Linked DNA regions of Homo sapiens: region 2 is linked to region 1. A link is a contact called in ENCODE Hi-C or POLR2A ChIA-PET data. All regions are on one chromosome and are shown on one strand. Each heading gives the region's core, a stretch centred on a gene start or an enhancer-like site at or near the end of the contact. The rest is flanking DNA. Distances are from core to core; before and after follow the strand shown. Region 1 overlaps POLR3E (RNA polymerase III subunit E). Region 2 overlaps CDR2 (cerebellar degeneration related protein 2).

The links. Hi-C counts contacts between places; a loop is a spot of excess contacts on that map. ChIA-PET counts read pairs that join two places held with the same protein, here RNA polymerase II (POLR2A). Pooled maps may share reads with other maps.
Region 2: a map of mammary epithelial cell shows a loop between it and region 1 (3-fold over the local background). The contact joins two enhancer-like sites. A Hi-C loop is called at or near these places in 7 of 168 maps with a recorded cell type or tissue (CD4-positive, alpha-beta T cell, CD4-positive, alpha-beta memory T cell, CD8-positive, alpha-beta T cell and 4 more), 3 of 37 single-sample maps with no recorded cell type and 8 of 50 pooled maps. POLR2A ChIA-PET finds 5 or more read pairs at or near these places in 11 of 52 experiments (CD4-positive, alpha-beta T cell, CD4-positive, alpha-beta memory T cell, Caco-2 and 7 more).

What each region holds. Positions count from the first base shown.
Region 1 is chr16:22,310,398-22,318,161 of GRCh38, reverse strand. POLR3E (RNA polymerase III subunit E) reads right to left here. Exons shown (of 21, transcript NM_018119.4): 7 at 4,435-4,542; 8 at 4,034-4,083; 9 at 2,954-3,073; 10 at 1,476-1,561; 11 at 1,123-1,167; 12 at 956-1,047. Among named protein-coding and RNA genes, the nearest start is that of POLR3E, 17 kb to the right of the region's middle. Within about 2 kb of position 3,306, at least 3 of the 41 ENCODE cell types and tissues checked have a DNase peak (open chromatin) inside an H3K27ac peak, as active enhancers do; they include mammary epithelial cell, where a contact is called at or near this core.
Region 2 is chr16:22,344,719-22,352,482 of GRCh38, reverse strand. CDR2 (cerebellar degeneration related protein 2) reads left to right here. Exons shown (of 5, transcript NM_001802.2): 3 at 2,634-2,782; 4 at 3,040-3,204; 5 at 4,660-6,547. The coding sequence ends at 5,518. LOC124903664 (a long non-coding RNA gene) reads left to right here and starts at 7,728. Exons shown (of 2, transcript XR_007065026.1): 1 at 7,728-7,764. RefSeq lists an enhancer at 5,106-5,606. Within about 2 kb of position 4,007, at least 2 of the 41 ENCODE cell types and tissues checked have a DNase peak (open chromatin) inside an H3K27ac peak, as active enhancers do; they include mammary epithelial cell, where a contact is called at or near this core.

The DNA.
Region 1 (7,764 bases), core at 2,057-4,556:
AGATTGTGCCACTGCACTCCAGCCTGGGTGACAGAGCAAGACTGTCTCAAAAAAAAAAAAAGTTCGAAGTCCTCTGCAGGAAGGAAGCCTAAAATCCCGAGCATATCATGGAGCTCCCCTCTCTCCTTAGACTCCTAAGAGCTCATGGTGGCATCTCAAAGGACGAGCCCAGGTTCTGCGGCTCCATTCTGAACTCAAGGATCAGGTCTGTTGTTCACCAGCCACGGGTACCCTAAAGGTTCTGGCACTCAGAGTCCTCTGAGAAAAGGAGACCAGTCCTTATGGTGCCAGGTCTGGCAAGAGTACCCAGAAGCAATGCCAGTGAAGACATTGTCATGAAAATGACCCTAGTTGAGCCGGTGCAGTGAATGGCGTCTGCTTGTAGGCCCAGCCACTCGGAAGGCTGAGGCAGGAGGATCACTTGGGCCCAGGAGTTACACAGCAAAACCTTTAAAAAAAACCTTTAAAACCTTTAAAAAAACCTTAAAAAAAAAAACAACAACAACAACAACAACAACAACAAAAAGCCCCTAGTCCGTGTTCGCCTGCAAGGCCCTGTACTTTAGAAGCCTCCTCTCTCTGATTCCTCACATTGGCCCCCAGGAACTATCATTAGTCTCTTTTCACAGAAAAACAAACAAAGCCTCAGAAAGGTTCATGACCTGCCCAAGAGCATGGCAGACAAGTGGTGAGCATGGCACAGGAACCCGAGCCCGCCTGTGGGGGCCAGACACACTACTGTCCTACATTCACGGGAACCCGGGCTGCCTGCGGGAGCTGGCCGCACTGCCGTCCTGCGTTATCTTTCCAGACAAGGATGCAGCTGCAAAGCTGGGCAGGCTGTGGGCAGCAGGGGCCTCTGGCCTTGTCCCCTGGTCCTCACTGTCCCACAGAGTCCATTCCTCAGGAGCCACTGGGACTGGGGCCCCCGGGTGGGCAGGGGGTAGGCACCCACCATTCTTCATCAGGATCTTGATCTGATCGGCCAGGGGCAGCGTGCGCAGCTGGGCCATCGACAGGACGTTGCTGGGGGCCACAGGCTTGTCTCTGGGAAAAGCAGAGGGGACGGGTTAGAGGCAGCCAGCCCGGAAAGGGAGAGGGTGTCCTGCCGCCTCTACTCACTTCTCCTCCTCCTGGCTGGGTGGCATCAGCATCATCAGGTACTCACTGCAGGGACATGGCAGGGGCAGAGGCTCAGGGCTGATCCAGGCTGGACCCTCCTCACCAGCCACCCAAGTGAGGGTCTGGGGAGAGGGTGCAGACAGCCCACCCCCGCCCTCCCCCAGCAGCCCTGAGCCCCTGCAGAAAAGTGGACCATCTCTTTCCAGGCCCACCCTCCTGGCCTTCTCCAGGGGACAATGGGCTCCACCCTCATGCTACAGGAGGGGCCACAGTCCTCTGGGAGGATCCACACCAAGGACCCCTGGGGACCCTGGGCAGGCATCCAGTTTGCATGCTGGCCCAGCCCATCCCACCTGGGTGACTTGACGAGCTCCGTGTTCTCCACCCCGCTTGAGCCGGGGCACAGCAGGTACTGACGCTCATGCTCAGAGCGACTGTCCTGTTGGAGGAGGGCAGGGTGTGAGAGGAGCCTCAGCTGATGGCCCTGGCCTGGGCCCCCTCCCCCAAGGCCTCCCGTCTTCCACTCCATGGCCAGCCACAGGACCACATCCAACCTCCTGAGCACGGCACCCAAGGCCTCTGACGTGGCCTCAGCCACTCATCTTCCTGGCCTTATGACCTGCCCAGCCCCAGCCCCCAAGCCTCGATGCCTTGTCTGTAACACAGGTACACCACCAGCAATGACAAAATGATGGCTAACATTCACTGGGCATCTAGGATGTGGTGGACTCTGTTCCACTGACTGTAAATATACTAACCCATCTCACCCTCAAAATAACTTGGCAAGGTAGGTACTATTATTACTACTCTCATTTTATAATTAAGAAAACTGAGGCTCAGAGAGGTTAGCTAACATGCCCAAGGTCACACAGCAGGAAACAGCAGTGTCTAGAAGTTTGACCCCGAGTCTAAGGGTCTGTTAACACAAATCTCTTCCAAGAAGGTTCCAGAGAAATCAGGAGTTGTTCCCCACCCCAGAAAATATTGGGAGCCCTGGCCCATGGTGTCTTTGGAAGCATCCCTCACTCAGTACACAGTTTCAAGGGTTAGGTTCTAAAATCAATGCACCAGGGCCAGGTGGTCGTGGCTCACGCCTGTAATCCCAGCACTTAGGGAGCCTGAGGTGGGCAGATCACTTGGAAATCAGGAGTTCGAGACCAGCCTGGCCAACATGGCAAAACCCCATCTCTACTAAAAAAACAAAAACAAAAAAATTAGCAGGTGCCTGTAGTCCCAGCTACCTGGGAGGTTGAGGCAGAAGAATCACTTGAACCCGGGAGGCGGAGGTTGCAGTGAGCTGAGATCGAGCCACTGCACTCCAGCCTGGGTGACAGAATGAGACTGTCTCAATAAATAAATAAATAATAAATAAATAAAAATAAAAGTAAATAAAGTCAGCGTACCAGATGAAAACCAAGCACAGTAAGAAAATCCCCTGGGCAGGTGGTGCTGGGAACTCTGGGGTGGCAACACATGACCGACCCTCTAGGACAGAACCGGAGAATGCATCTGGCCTGCGTTTAGGGCCTGGGCTGCAGCGAAAATATGTTACCAGGCACTAGCCCCACTGCAAGCCCAGCAAGATGCCCATGCCCAGGGGCCAAACCCCACCCAGGGAACCAAGGACTCGCATCTTTTCCTCTTGCTCTCCTGGGGCCCACGCTAAGTGGCTCGGCTGGAGTGAAGTGTAAACTGCCCACAGGACTCGATCCTCTATCTGTGGCTATGACTCATGAATTTGACTTAAGTTCAAGGTGAGACACGGAGGCCACACCATGACCCTTCCGGGCACCGAGGTGTTTCCCCCAGGACCCCACGAAGCCCCGCTCACCCTCAGGCCATAGTAATGCAGGTGGACCCAGGGCTCCTCTGCGTGCTTCTTCTGCAGGAACTCATAGGACTGCACACGGCGCTGGCGGGCCTGCTCTGACTCCGGCCGGGAGAACCGCACCTGCGGTGGGAAGGGGAAGAGGTCATACCGTCAGGCCTGTGACCCTTGCTGGACTGCCGTCTCAGCCCCTGCCAGAAGACCAGAGAACTCCGTATAGGGGTTTTCCACTCTCCCTTCCTTTCCTAGCACAGGTCGTTTAAATTCCGTTCCAACCGTGTCCCTCCCAGAGCTGCCTGCACACGCCAGGGAACGGCTTATACTTGCTCGTGCCTGCCCAGCCCAGAGGCTTGAGGGGGATTAGAGTCCCAGGCGCCAGAGCCAGCAGAGTCCTTAAAGCAGACAGGCCCAGGATGCCTTTTCTAAGTTCCCCAGAGCGGAAGGGAGTTTCTAAGGTCCTAATAAGCTACGGAGAGAACAGGATGAGCTCCCTGCGCCACCTCCATGTCCATTACGCCCGTGTTCCCCGGTCCTCAAGGGCTTCCAAACACTCACCACTCTCTAGCCATACTTGTGTATCATCATTCTACGTGTAGCATTTTTCTTTTGGTACTACTCATTTTAATCTAAATATGCTTAAATAGGGAAAACTTTACAAACCATAAATGGAAGGTTAAGATTCTTTGAAAAATCTTTAAAATTCAGGAATAACTATTAAAACGAAAACTATTCATCCGTGCCCCATAAAGAGGATAGAATCACAGTTAATTGACTTTGGCTCTGTTAAGATACAGGTTCATGGCAGAGCTGGTCTGCGGGTCCTCAGGGCTCCTGGCCCCAGCTTCCTGCTCCCAGGTGACTCTAGCCAAGCCCCAGGCACACATCTCCTGGATCCAGCCAGGGCTTCCATCTTGTGTATAGCTGGAACAACTCAGGTTGTTCCCTCCAGGTAGCCCAGCAAGAAGGCTCAAAAGCATGGGCCCTGTCTGCTCCACCTGCATTCTGTGAAGACCCGCTACCCCTTGGTCTCTGGTCCTGCTGCCGCCCAGGCAGCACCCTCCTCCTCCAGGGGCCAGGGCTCACCGTGATCTGCTTAACATCGTCTTCCGCCTCATCCTGTGAAGAGTCCCCTGCTGCAAGAGAGACAAGCCACTGACTGCAGTCCTGGGGAGCCTCCACCTCCCTTCTCTCAACCCCACCCGCCAGGGAAGCCTCAGGCCGGGGTGCTGGGAGTTCTCCTCGCAGAGGGAGCTGCCTAAGCCAGTGGTTCTCAATCGGGGACAGTTTTGCCCCTTTACCCTGGGGATACTGGGCAATGTGACCTTTTTGATTGTCACGACTGTGGGGTGGGTGCTTCTGGCATCTAGTAGGTAGAGGCCAGGGATCCTGCTAAACATCCTATCATCCCATCCCTCTTCCCAGGACCAAGCCATCCCACCAGGATGAAGGCAGGCAGGCAGCAGGGCTGGGGATCCCGGGCTCACCCTCGTTGGCCGCCTCCCTCTCCCGGTGCTTGGCGTCAGCCTTATCCAGGTAGGAGAAGCTGGGCCGCAGCTGCAGGATGCCATGTAAAGGTGTCAGGTGGAGCTCACCTGGCGGAGGAAGAAGGGCTTGGACTCAACTCTAGAAACCCACCCAGTTTGGCTCAAGAGAGTCACCAAGTCCCGTGAAGGCCTAGGCCCACCATCAAACCGCCTCCCATTCCCGCTGCAGCCCCCAATCCTAGAGTCTTGGGACCACCAGGCCAGGGACCATCCCCACCTCCACCTGGCCTGCTGGACACAGCAAGCACACAGCCCAGACTAGGACAGGAACCTGGACTCTTCTGTTCGAAGCCACTTCCTTCAGTCCCACCTCCCAGTCTGGTTCCACGCCCCTCTCCCCAGCTGCTCGCTTTGCAACACTAGGCAGCTAATCCTCATCAAATTCGCCCTGCTGTTTACCCTCCAGGCCTCGGCCAGCTCAGCCTTACTGTCCCGCCCCACACACCTGGATTTCCTCTCCTTCTTATCCTCCATCTTTTCCCGCCAAAATCCCACCCGTTCCACTAGGAAGTCCACTAGTGCCACTGTGGCTGGAGAAGAGGCCCTGCTAGAACTGGGTGGAGTGTCCACATGGCCTCTGATAAAGATCATGACTTTCCCTCCCGCTGCAAGGGATGTGGCTTTCAAGAATTACATGCTTGAGACATGGGTTCTAAACAGAACGCGCGAGTTATATGACACTACTTTTGATCCTATCCCATTTTGTTTCCTAAGTGTTCAGATTAGTTTCGTTCATTGCTTTTGAGACTAAATACTTAAGCACTTTACTGTTTTTTTTTTTTTTTTTTTTTTTTGAGATGGAGTGTCGCTCTGTCACCCAGGCCAGAGTGCAGAGTGCAGTGCCATGATCTCGGCTCAGTGCAACCTCCACCTCCCCGGTTCAAGTGATTCCCCTGCCTCAGCCTCCCAAGTAGCTGGGACTACAGGTGTGTGCCACCAAGCCCAGCTAAATTTTTTTGTATTTCAGTAGAGATGGTGTTTCACCATGTTGGCCAGGATAGTCTTGATCTCCTGACCTTGTGATCTGCCCGTCTTGGCCTCCCAAAGTCCTGGGATTACAGGTATGAGCCACTGCGCCCGGCCGCGCCTTGTACTTTTTACCAGCTTTGGGACAAGACTCACGTACCATATAGTCCACTCATTTAAGGCATACTAATCAATGTATTTTTGTTTTGAGATGGAGTCTCACTCTGTTGCCCAGGATATTCAGTGGTGCGATCTCGGCTTACTGCAACCTCCGCCTCCTGAGTTCAAGCGATTCTCCTGCCTCAGCCTCCTGCATAACTGGGATTACAGGCACTCACCACCACGCCTGGCTAATTTTTTCTACTTTTTGGAAGAGATGAGATTTTATCATGTTGGCCAGGCTGGTCTCGAACTCCTGACCTCAGGTGATCTGCCCACTTCGGCCTCCAAAAGTGCTGGGATTACAGGCATGAGCCACCACTCCCGGCCATAATTCAATGTATTTTAACGTATTCACAAAGCTGTGCAGCCAGCACAACCAATTTTAGAACATTCTCATCACCACAAAAAGAACCAGGCAGTCCCCACTCCACTCTCCCACTAGTCCCTGGTAGCCACTAATCTACTTTCTGCCTCTGTACATTTGCCTATTCTGGACATTTCACATACAGCCACACATCACTTAACAATAGGGATACGTTCTGAGAAATTCATCCTTAGGTGATTTCATCGTTGTGCAAACATCGCAGAGTGCACTCACAGAAACCCAGATAGCAGAGCCTACTACACGCCTCGGCTCTATGGTATGGCCTATTGCTCCCAGGCTACACACTGTACAGCATGTTACTCCCCTGAATACTGTAGGCAGTTGTAACAGAATGGTATTTGTGTATCTAAATATACCTAGGCTGGGTGCAGTGGCTCATATCTGTAATCCCAGAACTCTGGGAGGCAGAGACAAGAGGATCGCTTGAGCCCAGGAGTTCGAGACCAGCCTGGGCAACATAGCAAGACCCCACCTCAACAAAAAATTTTTTAAAAAATTAGCCAGATGTGGTGGCATGGCCTGTAGTCCTAGCTACTCAGGAGACTGAGGGAAGGCAATTGCTTGAGCTCAGGAGATAGAGGCTGCAGTGAGCTATGATCACCACTGTACTCCAGCCTGGGTGACAGAGTGAGACCCGGTCTCCAAAAAAAAAACCCCAAAACAAACAACAACAAAAAAACACACCCAAAAAACCCTAAACATAAAAAAGGTACAGTAAAAGTATAGTATAAAAGACTAAAACCAGCTTATAGGACAAGCTGCTCTGGATGAGTGAGTGGTGAGTGAATGTGAAGGCCTATGACATTACTACACGCTACTGTAGACTTCATACAGACTGCACACTTAGGCTACACTAAATTTATTAAAAAAAAAAAAAAAAAAAAAAGGCTGGGCACAGTGGCTCATGCCTATAATCCCAGCACTCTGGGAGGCCAAGGCTGGTGGATCACCTGAGGTCAGGAGTTCGAGACCAGCCTGGCCAACATGGCAAAAACCCTGTCTCTACTAAAAATACAAAAATTAGCTGGGCATGGTGGTGTGTGCACCTGTAGTCCCAGCTACTCGGGAGTCTGAGACAGGAGAACTGCTTGAAACCGGAAGGCAGAGGTTTCAGTGAGCCAAGATTGAGCCACTGCACTCCAACTTGGGCAACAGAGTGAGACTCCCTCTCCAAAAAATAAATCAATAAATAAATTTATGAAAAATATATCTTTATTGTATATGCTTTTTTTCAAGACAGAGTCTTGCTCTATTGCCCAGGCTGGAGTGCAATGGCGGAATCTCAGCTTACTGCAACCTCCGCCTCCCAGGCTCAAGCAATCCTCCCACCTCAGCTTCCTCAGTAGCTGGGACTAAGGGATGTGCCACCATGCCCAGCTAATGTTTGTATTTTTTGTAGGGAAGGGATTTCACTATGTTGCCCAGGCTGGTCTGGAACTCCTGGGCCTGCCTCGGCCTCCCAAAGCACTGGGATTACAGGTAGGAGGCAACACACCCGGCTATATGCTTTTTACCTTTTTTTTTTTTTTTTTAAACTTTTTAAACTTTCTACTAAAAACTAAGACACAGGCCGGGCATGGTGGCTCACACCTGTAATCCCAGCACTTTGGGAGGCCGAGGTGGGCAGGTCACCTGAGGTCAGGAGTTTGATATCAGCCTGGCCAACGTGGCAGAATCCCATCTCTACTAAAGATACAAAAATTAGCCAGGTGTGGTGGTGCATGTCTGTAATCCCAGCTACTCGGGAGGCTGAGGCA
Region 2 (7,764 bases), core at 2,758-5,257, 34 kb before region 1:
TTCCAAAACACTTTTGACTTCAAGAGTTTCAGATGAGAAAGTTGAAGTTAGGTTAAGTGTTTGTTCAACTCTTTGCTGCTGAGTTATGTAAATGGATTTGAAAAAAAAAAAGCCATATATGCTTTTTTCAACACTTTAAGGGCCCGTTGAGTGTCATTTAGCCCATTGTTTGTTAGCCTTGCAAATCCTTCTAGAGTTGTAGAAAAAGCCTCAAGAAGAGTGTGTTGTGTTGTGTTTGAGACAGTCTCTGTCACCCAGGCTGTAGTGCAGTGGCACGATCTCGGTTCACTGCAACGTTCACCTCCCACGTTCAAAAGATTCTCATGCCTCAGCCTCCTGAGTACGTGGGATTACAGGCGCGTGCCACCACGCCGGACTAATTTTTGTATTTTTATTAGAGGTGGGTTTTTGTCATGTTGGCCAGGCTGGTCTTGAACTCCTGGCCTGCCTTAAGCAATCTGCCTGTTTTGGCCTCCCAAAGTGTTGGGATTACAGGTGTGAGCCACCATGCCTGGCCAAGAAGAGTGTTTTTAAAGTCAAGTTCTGAGTCTTTTACAGTTTGATCATCAGTAAGCTTCAAACCATTTCTCCCCTCTTTCTGGTTCTGTCCAGGGAAATACTGTGACTTTTTCCTTTGGAATATATACTGTGTTTTAGTGTCTTCAGGTAGAGCTGAGCAGGGAGGGAATCAAGGTGACTTACACTGCGGCATTAAGGTTGGGATTATTCCCCTTTATCCTTGGCCATTTAGGAAGCAGTCTTAGCAGGACCAGAATAAATCATCTGATAAATTTCTCGTGAATAAGGAGGATAATGGTGATAAAACTCTCATAAAATTAAAAATAACAGGAGTCTTTGAAGCATATTAAGCTAAAATATATTTCTCGTCAAAGCAACATACTTTTCATTTTTTTTGGTCCAGAATGCCTCATTCAGAGAAAGAGATTGATTTTTTTTTCCAAATTAAGATCCTCCACATAGAAATAGGAACGTTTTACACTGTTGGTGGGAGTGTAAATTAGTTCAACCATTGTGGAAGACAGGGTGTCAATTCCTCAAGGATCTAGAACTAGAATTACCATTTGACCCAGCAGTCCCATTACTGGGTATGTACCCAAAGTATCATAAATCATGCTGCTATAAAGACGCATGCACACGTATGTTTATTGCGGCACTATTCACAATAGCAAAGACTTGGAACCAACCCAAATGTCCATCAGTTGATAGACTGGATTAAGAAAATGTGGCACATGTACACCATGGAATACTATGCAGCCATAAAAAAGGATGAGTTCATGTCCTTTGCAGGGACATGGATGAAGCCGGAAACCATCATTCTCAGCAAACTATCACAAGGACAGAAAACCAAACACTGCATGTTCTCACTCATAGGTGGGAATTGAACAACGAGATCATTTGGGCACAGGGTGGGGAACATCACACACTGGGGCCTGTCGGGGTGGGGATAGCATTAGGAGAAATACCTAATGTAAATGATGAGTTGATGGGTGCAGCAAACCAACATGTCACATGTATACCTATGTATCAAACCTGCACATTGTGCACATGTACCCTAGAACTTAGAGTATAATTTTTTTTAAAAATCCTCCACGTTAGGCTTTATTTCTGTTAAACATGATGTTTTTGCTTAAACTTTGATCACATGTTCCATGTTTTTTGTCTTAAGGGATTGTTATGTCTCACTTTAGATTTTTTAGTTGAATATTAATTTTATGCATGGTATATGCTTTGGAAAATTAGCCTCACAATGCACTGGGGTATTGGTGAGCATTAGAGGAGCTAAGCATATAAAGGACAGCCTGTGCTCATTTCTTATGAAGACAGGGAGTTTAATTTCTTCTTTTCTTAAAATAAACATATGGTATTGTGGTATAATAAAAATTATATATTTGGTCTTTGTCCCTGGTTTCTGGCATAGAACTCCTAAAACCCTTGGAATTTCCTGATAGGTTGAGGTCTGGTCACCAGAGAAGGCAACCACATGATTAGAGGGTTAGATCTATCAGTCCCAGCCCCACAACCTCTGGATAGAGGGAAGGGTTGGAGCTTGAGTTCAGTCACCAATGGCCAATAATTGAATCAATCATGCTGATGTGAGAGAAGACCTGGAGAAAACTGAAATGGGTCTAAAGGAGCTTCTGGGCAGTGCTGGGAGGCCAGTGAGCCCAGAGATGGAGACTCTATGTCAGCCCCACCCCAACAAGAGTTGGTGCTGACAATCGGAGAATTGGTGTTGGAACAGCAGAACAGCAGGTATCTTTTTTTTTTTTTTGAGATGGAGTTTCATTCTTGTTGCCCAGGCTGGAGTGCAATGGCGCCATCTCGGCTCATTGCAACCTCTGTCTTCCAGGTTCAAGCAATTTTCCTGCCTCAGCCTCCCAAGTAGCTGGGATTACAGGCGTGTGCCACCACACCTGGCTAATTTTTGTATTTTTAGTGGAGACGGGGTTTCAGCATGTTGGTCAGGCTGGTCTCGAATTCCTAACCTCAGGTGATCCACACGTCTTGGCCTCCCAAAGTGCTGGGATTACAGGCGTGAGCCACCGCAGCCAGCCAAGAAACAGCAGGTATCTTATCTGTTTGTGTCACCTGGTCCTGATCTTCTCTTACAGTATCTGACGAAGCAAGTGGAACTTCTACGGCAGATGAACGAACAACATGCAAAGGTTTATGAACAATTAGACGTCACAGCAAGGGAACTGGAAGAAACAAATCAAAAGCTAGTTGCTGACAGCAAGGCCTCACAGCAAAAGATTCTGAGGTAAATTTTCTAGAATCTGACAAGGAAGGACTAGGGGGAAGTTCTTTAGTATAAACTAGAATAGAACATGGCTGCAGTGGGTTTGGGTCAATATGGGATAAGGTTTAATTTAATTCTTTTTGGAGAATGGAGATTAAATAGACATCCTTTCCAATTAAGAAAGCCCAGTGTGAGTGGTTTGCACCTAATCTCTCCTCACCGCTTTTGCCCTTGATTCAATATGACAAGCAGCAGTGGCTTCTGTCTGTTCCTCACAGCCTGACTGAAACGATTGAATGCCTGCAAACCAACATTGATCACCTCCAGAGCCAAGTGGAGGAGCTGAAGTCATCTGGCCAAGGGAGAAGGAGCCCGGGAAAGTGTGACCAGGAGAAACCGGCACCCAGCTTTGCATGTCTGAAGGAGCTGTATGACCTCCGCCAGTAAGAGCCTGCCTTTCTGTGGAGTTACAGCAGGGACTGTCTCATGTCATTGGCACATTCTGATTTCCAGTAGATTGAAAGTACCATTTTAAGAAAAGTCACTTAGCTATTAAGCTACCATTGGTTTGAACAAAATCACTTAAACATATAAATTACAGAGTTCTTAGATATTAGTAGTTCTCATTTTGAAAGTCTTGGAACACTTATTTCAGTGTTTTTAATGTATTAAATCATAGTTTAAGATGAATTCTGATAGACTAGATTTGGGAGTTGTGTTTTACATTAGAGTGAAGAAAAACAGAAATACTGGTAAAACAAAAATTCAAGCGAACAGGAGATTTTTTGCTTAAAGAAGTACCTTTATAATTTAGAGTTATAAGTCTGAATCTTTAAGAAGTATTTATGGAACACTTGTGTGGCAAGCTGTATGCTAGACCCAAGGGTTGGCGAGCAAAATAGTTTCTACCCCTGTGAGCTTTCAGTCTAACGGAACGGCAGATAAGCAAATAAAAACACAAATAAATAGTCAAGGTGCTTCAGACTGAGCAGGAGAAACCAGGTGGTTCATTTGGTGGGTCTCAACCTTGGCTGTACATCAGATCACCTGTGGGGTTTTTCAAAATGCAAATACCAACACATTTCCTCAGGCCTAAATCAGAATTTCTAGGTGCGGGTAAAAAGCTGCCCAGGCAATTCTGATGAACATTCCTGGTTAAAAATCACCACAGCAACAGTAATTTGCTGTAGTGATTCAATCGTAGTTACATATTATGAATCATTTGGAGAGCCTTTAGAAACCCTCAGGCCAGGTAGCAGACCAACTAGGTTGGAATCTGTGGGTTGGGACCCAGGCACCAGTACTTTTTAAGGTTTCCCTTGTGAGGTCATTGTCATACTGCTAGAATAGATGTTCTCTAGTACTTTTAACATTAAAAAAAGATTTGTCACAAAAATTGAGTTTGCTTTCATGTGTTTATTTACCAGCCTCACACAATTCCATTTTAGCCACTGCTCCAAGTGTGGCTAAAAACCAATCACTGTTGGCCGGGTGTGGTGGCTTACGTCTGTAATCCCAGCACTTTGGGAGGCTAAGGCAGGAGGATCACCTGAGGTTGGGAGTTCGAGACCAGCCTGACCAACATGGAGAAACCCCGTCTCTACTAAAAATACAAAATTAGCTGGGCGTGGTGGCGCATGTCTAAAATCCCAGTTACTCGGGAGGCTGAGGCAGGAGAATCGCTTGAACCTGGGAGGCTGAGGTTGCAATGAGCTGAGATCGCTTCACTGCACTCCAGCCTGGCGACAAAGTGAGACTCCGTCTCAAAAAAAAAGAAAAAAAAATTAGTCACTGTCACAGCTCCTCAAATTTATTTAGTTGAAAAAAAATCACCAGTCTTCCTCTCGTCATTTTCAGTGGACCTGTGTAATATATTCTTTCAATATTTTTTTCCCTAGACACTTCGTGTATGATCATGTGTTCGCTGAGAAGATCACTTCCTTGCAAGGTCAGCCAAGCCCTGATGAAGAGGAAAATGAGCACTTGAAAAAAACAGTGACAATGTTGCAGGCCCAGCTGAGCCTGGAGCGGCAGAAGCGGGTGACTATGGAGGAGGAATATGGGCTCGTGTTAAAGGAGAACAGTGAACTGGAGCAGCAGCTGGGGGCCACAGGTGCCTACCGAGCACGGGCGCTGGAACTAGAGGCCGAGGTGGCAGAGATGCGACAGATGTTGCAGTCAGAGCATCCATTTGTGAATGGAGTTGAGAAGCTGGTGCCAGACTCTCTGTATGTTCCTTTCAAAGAGCCCAGCCAGAGCCTGCTGGAAGAGATGTTCCTGACTGTGCCGGAATCACATAGAAAGCCTCTCAAGCGCAGCAGCAGTGAGACGATCCTCAGCAGCTTGGCAGGGAGTGACATCGTGAAGGGCCACGAGGAGACCTGCATCAGGAGGGCCAAGGCTGTGAAACAGAGGGGCATCTCCCTTCTGCACGAAGTGGACACGCAGTACAGCGCCCTGAAGGTGAAGTATGAAGAGTTGCTGAAGAAGTGCCAAGAGGAACAGGACTCCCTGTCACACAAGGCTGTGCAGACCTCCAGGGCTGCAGCCAAGGACCTGACTGGAGTGAACGCCCAGTCTGAGCCTGTTGCCAGCGGCTGGGAACTGGCCTCTGTCAACCCAGAGCCCGTGAGTTCCCCTACAACACCTCCAGAATACAAAGCGTTGTTTAAGGAGATCTTTAGTTGCATCAAGAAAACTAAGCAGGAAATAGATGAACAGAGAACAAAATACCGATCACTCTCCTCTCATTCTTAATTGAACCTCTAGCTCTACTACTAATTTGCCTATTGCCTATCGCCTCTCTCTCCCATTCAGACAAGTGTTTGTAGACTCTGAAGCCTAATGTTACTCATGACGTTTGCCTCATTGCTTTGCTTATTTAGCAAATGCATACAACGAGGAAAGGAGGTGGCTAGTGGTATCAGTTCTCTGATCCACTTCCATTTAAGCTCCCCAGGAAATCCCATGACAAACTGGCCTCTGGCTGGCGCGCTGATTAGACTTCAGTTCCTGAAAAGGACCAGTGGAGGGAAGAGCTATACTTCTGGAGAAGTAGGCCTGGAGTTACTACAGTATGGGGGAAAAGGGTCGAGTTAGAACAAAGCTAAGGCAATTCCTATTGCTTCCTTGCGCAACTTCTCAAAACGATGAAAGTCAGAAGGCTGTCAAACTCAAATATCTTTGCAAACAGTTTGAATACTGTGAATTCATTACGAAGAATGTTCGAGAGAAAGCAGGGGTCTAATCCAAAAGAAATGTCATTAACCAATACTCCAAGTCCTTGAGTTTTGTTATATCTGAACTAGTTGAACTGTGACTGACAGGTAATCCTAATATATCCAAATCCAACTGAATACCAAATTGAGATGGCAAATTTTTGTTTGATATAAGTTAGCTTGTTAGCATATGCCCTAGAGGGCCTCCATCCCTGTATTCTAATGTTTTTACTCAAAGCTCTAGCCTTTAGGATAGGTGAATATGTAAATCTTTTATCACTTTCTCAAATTCAAACTAAAGGGGAAAGATCAAACCCCTTCCCTTCCTACCTGTTTTCTGAGCTGGCTGACTTGCCAGCCACAAGCTGCTCTTGCAGAGTTCTTACCATTCCTGTAAATGTTTTGACTTGTTGCAGAAATTCCTATCTACTTTATTAAGCAGTATTGATCTGACTGTGGAAACATCCTCTCACTTGCATTCTTTTAACTTAAAACTATTTAAGAACTGATGTTCCGATTATTGTATATATTTTTCTAAAAACCAAATAAAGCTACCTATGAAAATGAACAGATGGATCTGTGTCTTACTTTCAATATAAGCCATTTCGCTCTTATAACCAACTGTTCACTTTTTTTCTTCCAACAAATATCGCGAGAAAGATTTGCAGTGATTTTTTTTTTCCTATTTTAAACAGGGAATCCTTGGATTTGTGTAACTTAATAGCACAAATTCTGCTCATATTGCTAAATGCTCATTAAAACTACTCTGGACAAACATTTTCAAATTTATATACTCTGTAATTTTCACTATTTCAGAAATGTCAGACTTGGTTCTGAATTAATAGCATTTGACAAATTGATTCTCAAAACATTTGATCAACCATAGCAAAGAAACTATACTATTCAAACTATACTATTCAAACTATACTATTAATGTTTGAATAGTATAGCTTATTTAAAAACAGTTTGCATTTCTATTAATAAGACAATATTTTTTAATCTGTTAGCCATTTGTAGTCTCCTTTGCCTATTTAAAGAGCTCTATTTATATATGCAGTTTTGCAGTTAGAAGTTTGAAAGTGTTTTGTCCCAGATTATCTTAATTTTTATCTGATTTTTTTGTTGTGTGTGGTTTTTTTTTGTTTTTTGTTTTTTTGAGAAGGTCTTGCTCTGTTGCCTAGGCTGGAGCGTGGTGGCATGAACACGGCTCACTGCAGCCCTTGACTTATGGGCCCAAGCAATCCTCCCACCTCAGCCTTCCTACCAGAGGTGCGTGCCACCATGCCCAGCTAATTTTTTAACTTTTGGTAGAGATGGGGTTTTGCCTTGTTGCCCAGGCTGGTCTCGAACTCCTGGGCTCAAGCAATCTGCCCTGCCTTGGCCTCCCAAAGGTAACTCCAAAGGCAACTCCTGGGATTACAGGCACGAGCCACCACACCCAGCAGTTTTTACCTTGTTAATGGCATTTTTTTTTCACCAAGCACAATTTTATGTATATGAAAAAAAATTTTTTTTTTTTTTTTTAGAGCGGGGGCAGACAGCATCTCACTCTGTTGCCCAGGCTGGAGTGCAATGGCACGATCTCAACTCACTGCAACCTCCACTTCCCGGGTTCATGTAATTCGCGTGCCTCAGCCTTCCCAAGTTGAATAGCTGGGACTGCAGGCACGTGCCACCATACCTGGCTAACTTTTTGTATTTTTAATAGAGATGGGGTTTTGCCGTGTTGGCCAGGCTGGTCTCGAACTCCTGGCCTCAAGTGTTCTGCCTGCCTTGGCCTCCCAA